Regions from separate parts of the Homo sapiens genome. Here region 1 is linked to region 2. The links are chromatin contacts, found by Hi-C in ENCODE. All regions are on one chromosome and are shown on one strand. Each heading gives the region's core, a stretch centred on a gene start or an enhancer-like site at or near the end of the contact. The rest is flanking DNA. Distances are from core to core; before and after follow the strand shown. Region 1 holds the start of LINC00443 (long intergenic non-protein coding RNA 443). Region 2 holds the start of ARGLU1-DT (ARGLU1 divergent transcript).

What was found. A loop is a pair of places that touch in the nucleus more often than their neighbours do.
Region 1: a map of endothelial cell of umbilical vein shows a loop between it and region 2 (3-fold over the local background). The contact joins the promoter of LINC00443 here to the promoter of ARGLU1-DT in region 2. A Hi-C loop is called at or near these places in 2 of 168 maps with a recorded cell type or tissue (endothelial cell of hepatic sinusoid and endothelial cell of umbilical vein).

Annotation. Positions count from the first base shown.
Region 1 is chr13:106,650,631-106,655,927 of GRCh38, forward strand. LINC00443 (long intergenic non-protein coding RNA 443) reads left to right here and starts at 3,250. Exons shown (of 3, transcript NR_047026.1): 1 at 3,250-3,524.
Region 2 is chr13:106,615,943-106,621,035 of GRCh38, forward strand. It overlaps ARGLU1-DT (ARGLU1 divergent transcript), which reads left to right and starts at 1,868. Exons shown (of 4, transcript NR_051977.1): 1 at 1,868-2,091.

The DNA.
Region 1 (5,297 bases), core at 2,000-4,499, 36 kb after region 2:
TATCTATCTATCTATCGATCCTGTTAGTTCTGTCACTCTAGAGAGCCCTGACTAATACACAGAGACAGCTGGAAAAAATAAGACCTGGTCTTGAAGGTGGCTCAAGGCAGTGGAGACAGGTGGGGAAAGAGAGCCTTTCAGATGAGTTCTGGGAAGGCTGAAGCAGCCATGTGAGTGTCCAAGCTCTGGCAGGTTAGACATTGCCATGCCTGGTCGTTGATGGGTGTATCTTGCATGGTTTGCTATAGCAAATGACCTCAGAGAACAGGCAAGGAGGGGACAAAGAAACCAAGAGCTCAAGAGAGAAACTGCTCTGTTTGCAGTTTTGTCGAAGGCCACCTCGTTAGCCTTTCACAAAACCGCTCTGTCGGTGGGAGGGGAACTGGCGATACCATTGTGGTTCAGTGAGTCAGCCCGCTCCCCATAGGCAGGGAACCAGACTCCATGAAATGTTAATTATCTGTTAGAAAAAAACAGTTTATTTTACAGAATTTCAAAAACAATAACTCAATTCCTAGGCAGACTCTGTTATTTGACTCCCTTAACTTAGATTGAGATAGGCTCAATAAATGTACATGAAAAAATTATAAAGTGGTCTTTTGAAAGGAGACAACATATATTCTTCACTCATGTGGTTTAGATACCATAACACTTACACACACGGTGATTGAGTTACAGTCAGAAAGGCGCTATAAAATGACCTTTCCTCCCACCAAGTTTAGATCGCCTATGCAGTTCTAGAGAGAAGTATTAATCTTCAACACAAAATGATCGACTCCATTCCAGCAAGATCACATTGTTCGTATACTTTCTTTGGTTATTTTATCAGCTCAGCTTCCATTGTTTCTCCAGTGATAAATTGCACTTTTATTCATTTCTTTATTTTATGGAGTGCAGAGTCACAGTAATTTCCTTGTTCCAGTTCCATTAACTTCCTGGCAGTATTGTTTAAAGTCTCCAGGCCCTGATGTGTAATCCAACTGTTTCCCTAATATGTGGGAAGCAGCAAACTGCTTGTTTATGTCATAAACAACTCTTGCTATATCTTTTCCCATGAAAATTCTGGCACGAGCTTAGCTCAGTATTCTAGGGCTTAACATAAACCTGGTGTATACAGAGCCTTCCTGGAGTGTTTGAGAACCGAGTAGAGGAACTAGGACTGGCCTGGAGTATCATACTTATCCCACCAACCAAGTTAAGCTTCGAAATTTGGAAAAGAGATCACATACACCAGAATTATTTTCATGTTCATATCTCGGTAGATTCCTCAAACTATCTACACTAGTTTTTTTTTTTCCACTTTTCTCAAGTCCTTGATTTTACCCACACCTTCCACTATGTCATCATACAAATTAAACCTCATTTCATTGTAAAAATTAAGGTCATCTGATCAACATGCTTTCAGCTATCCCTCCATCTCAGAATGCCTCCACATTGCTCCTGTCCTCTCTGCTTCAAATCTAAACCTAGAACCAGCATGGCTTTTCTTGGCCAAAGTGAATCCACTCACCTGTGCTCCAGATGGCACTGTTTCTTTTCTTTTTTTTTTTTTTTTTTGAGACAGAGTGTCGCTCTGTTGCCCAGGCCGTATGTAGTGCAGTGGCGTGATCTCGGCTCACTGCAACCTCTGCCTCCTGGGATCAAGTGATTCTCCTGCCTCAGCCTTCTGAGTAGCTGGGACTACCACCATGTCTGGCTAATTTTTGTATCTTTAGTAGAGATGGGGTTTCGCCATGTTGGCCAGGCTGGTCTTGAACTCCTGACCTCAGGTGATCTGCCAACCTTGGCCTCCCAAAGTGCTGGGATTACAGGCATGAGCCATCATGCCCGGCCTCACCATCCCTTCTTTATACCCTTAATTTCTCATGTTCTCTGCCCTCACTAGCAACATTTTCCTTTTTGGAGAGGTCATCTCTGCATTCTATCTTTATTTTCTTATCTCCTGGTCCATTTTCAAATACACTGTAAATCTAATTTGATCCTCAAACTCCTCCATCAATGTTCAGAGCTGAGATTCTGGCTCATGGCGAAGCAGGCAGTAATGTGGGGGTGGGAAAGCGCAGAGAAAAACTGGAGGTGGGGAAACCTGTTAATGGCAATCATTAAGTCTAAGGAAGCAAGAGGCAATGAAGCTCTGTGTTAAGGGTTTCAGGGTAGGAGAGCTTGGGTAGAAAGCACAGTGCCCATCAAATCTCCAGGTGGTTTGCTACTAATGGGGGCATGCTGTGTTTTCAACTTGAATGTTGAAGGAAATGATGGCATTATTTACAAGTATAGGGGCAAAAGGAGGAGAATCTGAGCGCAAGTGTGTGGGGCTAATGAGGAATTAACATTAGGCATGTTGAATTCGTGGGGATGGTTGGATGATGAGAGACAAAAGTTGGAACTTTGCATTTAGGGCTGTAGAAGGAAATGAGGGTTAAAGACACAGACTTTCAAGTCAACTGCATAAAAGGGAGCCTTTCCACCATAGCTGCAAGTTTCCTGAGAAAGGATGTAAATAGATAGAAGATGGCTTAGGACAGAGCTTTAGAGAAATTCTACCAGGGACGGGTGGAAAAGGCCTCAAAGGAGAATGCAAGGGAGTAATTCAGGACCTTGTAAATCAGGACTAGTTTCCAAAGAAGTGCAGTCAGCAGAGTCAAATCATGCAGAGACTCAGCAGCAGCAGAAATGTGAAGAGCCCCAGGAATCTGGCCATGGAGAAGTCACTCATTCTGTTGTTCAGGAAGAGGTGGCCAGGCCTGCACAGTGGGCTGAGCACTGTTTTAGATAATGGACTAGAGATTCCATTAAATCAACAGCGAATTATGTCCCTGACTTTAGGGAATGCACATTCAAATGACAGTAGCAGAAAATTAACAAGGAATTACAATTCAACTTGGTAAGTGCAATAGCAAAGAGAAAGCAGGGTGTCCTTGCCGCCAATACTAAGTGGGTGGATTTGGGGACCTCTCAGTCATCTCTCTACTAATAAAGGCTCGGCAACCAGACTGCCTGAATCTCAATTATGGCTCAGCCACTTAGCTGTGGGATCTGCGGCAAGTTATGTCCCTGCTCTCTGCTTCAAATTCCTCATTGGTAGTAAAAAATGATAATGATGATAATAACTATATCTACATTATTGGTTTGTGGTAAGAATTAAATATTTTAAAATATCAGGGCCACCCATGATTAACAGCCACCGAACATCTATGGCACTTATAGGAGACTTATGAAATAGGCATTATGATCACATGTGTTTCCACAGGTGAGGAAACAGACGCACACAGAGGTGAAGCAGCTTCCCCAAAGGCGCATGGCTAAGAGTGGTTATTTGTCTCCTTGTCACGCTGTTTTGAGGGAAGGATTCCTACACTAGGATTATGAAGATCGCCAAACAGATGACGCTGGATCCCAGAAAAGTGGGGCAGAATGCAGTTTAGTTGTCACATATGCTCACAGCCTAGGGAAGAAGACAGCGGACAGCCCACAGGGCCACGCGATGGTTCAAGAACAGAGTGAACAGCCAGGGCCTGTGAAAGGTGGGTTTGTAGTAACAAGAAGGGGACTTGGCCCCCGTTTTTGCTGTGTTCATGGGGGTGAGTGGCTGTGTTCATGGGGGTGTATGACTAATTTTGTAGGCTGGCAGGGAACCAAAACCTACTACCCAAAGATAAGCAGGAACTGTGCCTGGTCCCCTGGTGAATTAGTGTTTTTGGCTAGGGGACCTTACCTGTCAGAGCAGAGTGGGGAGGGAAACTTGTGGTCATTTGAAGCCTGATTTTATCAGATGTCAAAGCCTCACTTAATATTGAACCCCAATTTCAGGGCTTACACCTCAGTGACCTAGTGGTGATTAGGACCCATGTATTCTGGGTCCAGGTCCAAGTGCATCTACACTATCCTGTATTTTCTAAAATTCAGACAAAATGTTTTCTTTTGAACATGTCTTACATTCTCCATCTCGACAATGTTTGTTCAAGCCTATCTCTTTGCCTGGAATTCCCTCTTGATTCTCAACTCAGCTTTTGAGATCCTGTCTGCCAAGGACCATCTCAAATGCCAGTTACTTTGCAAAGCTGCTTCGGTCAGATGTGGCCCCTTCTGCGTTTCCAGCACATTGTACGGGGAAAGAGCGTGCCAGAAAATCATGGCTCAGTCTCTGACTTTGCTATTTGTTTGTTACATACTCTTGGGGAAATGAGCTTGATTACCCTTAGTTTTCCCATTTTTCCAGCAGGGATAATAATTTCTCTTTGAGAACTCTTGAAAACACATGTGTAATGCTCAGTATTTAGAAGTCACACAATAAATATGAATTTCTTTCTCTTAAATGATTTTGTATCTCTACTGACCCCGGTATTATTATGCTTCATACTATAATTACTTGTTTGTTTTATTCACTCCCACTAGGCCATAAACTTGAGAGATGGTATTTTACACTTTTGTCTTTCACATCTTTGTCCTGGTTATTTGCTGCTCACCGTCACTTCCAAAGTGAAAGGGTGGGCTGTGTGCGGTGGTTCACGCCTATAATCCCAGCACTTTGGGAGGCTGAGGTGGGCAGATCACTTGAGGTCAGGAGTTCAAGACCAGCGTGGCCAACATGGTAAAATCTCATCTCTACTAAAAAGTACAAAAAATTAGCTGGGCTTGGTGGTGGGCGCCTGTAATCCCAACTACTCGGGAGGCTGAGGCAGGATAATTGCTTGAACCTGGGAGGCAGAGGTTGTAGTGAGCTGAGATCGCACCACTGCACTCCCGCCTGAGTGACAGAGTGAAACTCCATCTCAAAACAAACAAAACAAACAACAACAACAACAACCAAAAAAAAAAACACAAAGTGAAAGGGTGACCTTGGTTCTCATCCATTGTGGAAGGACTTCTCAGCATGTGCTGCTCTACAAAGCAGTGGGGCTGGCTAGGACAAGCACTTTGCTGTTCTCTTAGGAACGCAGTTGCTTTAACTGCACATAATGTCTTTTATTCCTAAAATACACATGCCTGGGAGACATAGCACAAGAATATGAATCCATATTATATTACATAAATCTATATTATGGTGAAACTGACATATCCAATCCCAAACTAAGTTTAACTGGGGTAGTTTTCAGAACCTGAAGAGGGGCAGGCGTGACATGGAAGAAGAAAAGCAGGTGTCAAAAGATGAGTCTTGGGCTTTTATGGTAATATTTGTTTCTTTATCAATTTTAACACATAGATTTGGGAATGGTAAGAAAATGCAGCTCAAACATATTATTTGTGCTATTCACCCATGAACAATGTAAAATGTATGATAAAGAAATATGAAACTG
Region 2 (5,093 bases), core at 618-3,117:
TTTATGGGTACATAGTAGGTATATATATTTATGGGGTACATGAGATAGTTTGATACAGACATGCAATATGAAATAATCACATCATGAAAAGTAGGGTATCCATATCCTCAAGCATTTATCCTTTGTGTTACAAACAACCCAATTATACCATTGTAGTTATTTTTAAATGTATTTGTACATTTTAAATGTATTTTAAATGTGGTTGTATTAATTTACTTTCCCACCAAGTGTATGAGAGGGTCCCCTTTTCTCTACATCCTCTCCAGCATTTGTTATTGCCAATTTTTTGGATAAAAACCATTTTAACCAGGGTGGAATTATATCTCATTGTAGTTTTGACTTGCATTTCAGTCAAATGGACCATTGGAACCCAGATCAGGGCTGAAACTCCATTTATTTCCTGGCCCACAAGCACCCTACTCCAATAGAGGGCCCTAAGGAATCCCGAGTTCTCTGGGTGTGAATGTCAGCTCAGGCCCTGTGTCCAGCATTTCTCAAAATGTTTGCATATTCTGCTTTTCCACTGTATAGTTGTTTAAACAAGTGACCACAGGCACATTTGGCAAAGAACCATTGGAACCATAACTGTGTTCCCTTGCCATGGGTGCTCCTGAGAACCTGACCTCCCTTTGAATTAGTGGATTCTGGGTCAGATAAACTGACTCAAGGATTAAGATCTGTTTTATTTCTTCTTCCATCATCTATCACACACTTGTGGCATTTCATCTTTACTTAATGTGGGCTGTAATTTTCTCCAAAGTTCCAGGAGTCATCCTAGCAGTGTGATGAAAACATCTCCCAGAGTCCTTGCCAGGGTGGCAAATCATCTATTACAGTAGACTGTGCCCATATAAATAAACTCATCATTTTCCAACTTCATGCTTCCCCTGCTTTGATTCATCCCCCTCATTCAGTCCCATGAAGAGTCTCTGGCTTTGGCCATTGCACGTTGGCCTGCCGCCTTTAGGCACATGGTTCCTTCCTTTGCTCAGCAGGCTCTGCATTTCCCCTCCACATGCTGTCTCACTTGACTCTAGTGATGGGTCTGGTCAAGGCAGGAGGTGGGGGTGGGTCCTGAGGAGCACTGTGTTGTCTTGCAATGCAGAGATTCCTATACCATGTTCAAGCAAGGGCAGAGCACAGCCTCTCACAGGGAGGTCAGGGCCACCTCTGTAGGCCCGGAGGGCTCTGAATGGAGTGTTGAGGTTTTGTTTTGTTTTGAGATAGAGTCTCACTCTGTCACCCAGGCAGGAGTGCAGTGGTGTGATCTTGGCTCACTGCAACCTCCACCTCCCAGGTTCAAGCGATTCTCCTCAGCCTCAGCCTCCTGAGTAGCTGGAACTACAGCCACACACTGCCACGCTTAGCTAATTTTTTGTATTTTTAGTAGAGGCCAGGTTTCACATGTTGGCCAGGCTGGTCTCGAACTCCTGACCTCAGGTGATCTGCCTGCCTGGGCCTTCCAAAGTGCTGGGATTACAGGAGTGAGCCACTGTGCCCAACCTCAAGAGTTGAGGTTTTGAGAGCATTAATTCTGTTGTCTCTCTCATCCCTAATAGGCCCCTGACATTGTCATAGCCATAACCAGACTAACCAGAGCTAAGAATTCAAATTTTTTTGAAGTGCTGCTATTCTTATAATTAATTCCTGGGCCTTATCCTTAGATTTTTCAGTCCTCCTGCTACAGGAGATGAGTCTCTTCCGATGCCTCCAGTGAGGCTTTCTCCCTTTCACACTTTCCTTTCAATGATGATTCACAGCCCTGAGCCTCACTTTGTCTTTCTCTAATGCCTCCAGTGACTCAGCCAGAGCCATTAGAGTCCATTGTTCTCAGGACTGGTAATTTCTCTAACTCCCAAAAGCCTGGGAGATTGCCATCTACCAGGGTATTCTCTCCCACCTCTTTCCCACCCCAGGTCATCACCAGTGAAAGTTCTGACACTTGCACTTCTCCGGCAAGCCAGGGCCGGGGCTTCACTGCCAGCCAGCAGGAGGATGAGCCAGCTCTGCAGTTCCACTTCAGAGTCCATCTTCTTGGATCACTCTTGGCACCAACTGTATTGAGTTGAGTTCTGGGAAATAGACTTGCAGGTAAAAATTTCCATGAGAAGTTTTTTGGGGAGTGATCTTAGTGCTTATACCTATAAAGGAGTAAACGCGGTAACACTGGGCAGAAGGAGATGTTGAGCTTTGTTGCAGTTGCAGCAGAGGAATCGGTCAATCTTGCATGGAGTCTGACCTGGGAGGGCCTCCCAGAGCTGTATCACCATGAGGCAAGGGGCCAGGCCTCTGCATCCCACCTTTGTGCACCAGTCATTGGATGCAGCTGCCCCTGGGATGGTGCTATGAACTTGGGCAGGGTGGCTGTCTTCAGCTGGGAGCCGTTTCCAGGAAGGGACCCAGTGGGGAGCCCTGACAACCACCCCCCAACCCACCAACACTCTCAGCTGTGGAGAGGATGACAGCGTCTGCCTGGGCATCACAGCAGCCACAACCGCCCCTTTTTCACTCCTTTTAATCTGTCTGCCCCCTTTTATACATTTATTCTTCCAAGGTTTCTATTCTCAGGCTTTTTCTTCTTGGGTCTGCCTTTCTTTGGGGGGATGGGGCTGCGGGGAGTGTTGCATCTACTTCCTACTACAGATGCTGTGCCCTGTCCTCGGATCTCCATGATTCCCACCCACTGGTTTATCCTTCTGTTTGTACCAGTCCTCTTTGGACTTCCCACCTGTTTGCATCACCTCCCCAACTTCCCGATTCGACCCCCAAGTCCTATATCTGTACGATACCTGTGCATGCCTTGTATGGAAGTCCCCATGGCTCGTACGTTGTGGATCCAGGCTTCTGTACTTCAGTTCCCAGCACCAATATCACAACCTGTTTGGAAGTGGACATGCGTTAAATTCGTGCATGTTCCCTACTTTTTGCCTTGGTGTCTAATTCTGCTCTCTCTTTCCACCCCGCCCCCCTACCTCAGTCCATTATCCACAGCTCTTACAAAGCTACCAGAGGAAGCTTTCTAAAATATGAATCTTTATTCATCGAAAAATATTTATGGAACGTTTGCAGTGTCCCACCTAGGTTATTTTCTAGGCATCTGTGATGAACAATACAGTCAAAGTTCCTGCTCTCACAGAACTTACATTTTAGCCGGAAGACAGGCATTTAAAACAAGCGAATGAATGGATAGATGCTATGCTAGGAATTAGAATGGTAAGATAGCATGAAGACATGGCTGTTTTATAATAATATCAGTTGCCTGATTAAAAATTGTCAGAGGTTTCCCATTGTCTTCAGGGGAGAGTTCAGACTCGCTTGGCACAAAAGACTCCCATGGAGAAAAGTTCTGGGCCCCTGGTGTGGATCAGATGGCCCCTTGAACTTGGTAATTTGGGTGGCTGACTCTTCCAGGAGGCCAGTCCTTCTGCCCCAGTGGCCTTCCTCCTGGTCTCCTTCCTTCCTCCTCCCGGGATCCCTTCCCACTGGAATAATGTTGCTTTTAACCAAAGTGACAAAAGCCCAGCTGGCCTCAGCAGGTTTATTCTTGTCAGTGTCTCAAACCAGACAATGAACAATCCATTTCAACAGGGACTTTTGCCACTATTTCTGGGAAACGTGGACTGTGACATGACTTTTGGAAGAAGATATATTGTTTTTAAGCATGGAGGTGCAATGCTGATTTCTACTGAGGCTGGGCGCTGCGGCTTGATTTGCACCCACACAACACTCCCTCTTCCTAGCCCAGTATCCCCTCCCCCCCGCCATTTTATCTCACTGAGATTATAGGAGATTTTAAGCAAGAAAACAAAATGAAACCAAGCACTTTATCAGTAGGTTACAGGTCAAAGGCGATAAGTCCTCAAAAATCCCAGTTCTCAACAGGAACCTGGGACTTTTCACTGCACTCACTGCAGAGGTGAGGAGATGACAGAGGAAGCAGAAGGTCCCTTGCCCTTGGCAGGCTCCCACCAAGCTGCCATTACTTATGGGGCCATCTAATGAGGGATCTGAAGAAATTGATGACGGACCCCTAAACATCCCTGAGTCCAGCAAATCTCCTCCCCCTTCCTTCCCGCATTGCCGCTCCTCTTCTTTTTCCCTTTATTTGGCGTTATGTTCATTGCCTTTCCCCCACTTCTCTCTCTTCCTTGGACTCCTGCAGCCCGGGTCACTAACTTAGCTTTCACCCCCCCTAGTGGTAAGTAAGGCAAATCACCCATTTGCTTGTTGGTTCCAAGAGCTACAGCTACACGCGCTCTCATAGGGGCTGAACAGATATAAAATGAGAGAAGACATCTACTTATTATTTGAAGGAGGTTAAACTTTTATTTTAACCACAACAGATAGTCCCCAATCTTGAGATACTTATTCTTTATTATTTGATTATTACATACATAAGAAATTACAACTATAGTGTATCAATAGAATTTCATAATGTGTACAGTCAAGCCTTTTAGGTATTTTCTATTATTATACATAAAAATATAGTTAATGAAAAATAAAATCATTTCTCATTATACCTGAGGTGTGATGTAAATGAAGTTGATACTGTAAGATTGATATTAGTCACGGTGATTGCCCTTTTGAGTGAAATCAACATGCTGTACTAAAAAAAATATAGTACAATATTAGGGTTTAGCTTGTATTTCTGAGACTGGAAACGGTCTTAAGAGGGATGAGGTGAGCTGCTGTGATATGCAGAGGCCTGGGAAGACCTTTCTGCTGCTAAAAATTTTGCCCTGACTCATGTGGCCTTGGGCTAAAATCAAATGTTCACATTGATAGGAAGGCATCATAAAAATAAACGAATTGTCAGCTCTTTCTCCTTTCCACTGTTAAACCTCTGCAAGTTTAACTCTGAGCTGCTGGAAGGAGGGTGAGAGGTAGTTTTGTAAGGAACTGGGTGGATTTTCATAATACTGGGATGTTAAAGAGCAGAATGAGAAGTGTGACAGAGAGCACGGAGCACTTCAGGAGGTGGAAATGGTGTGTGATACTGTAACTCCAGCTCTTGTTGGACACAGCTTTTTAAAATTTGTATTTCATGAGTCCTAGGAAAATTCTTCTTCCCCAAATGGCAGTAGTACAGATCT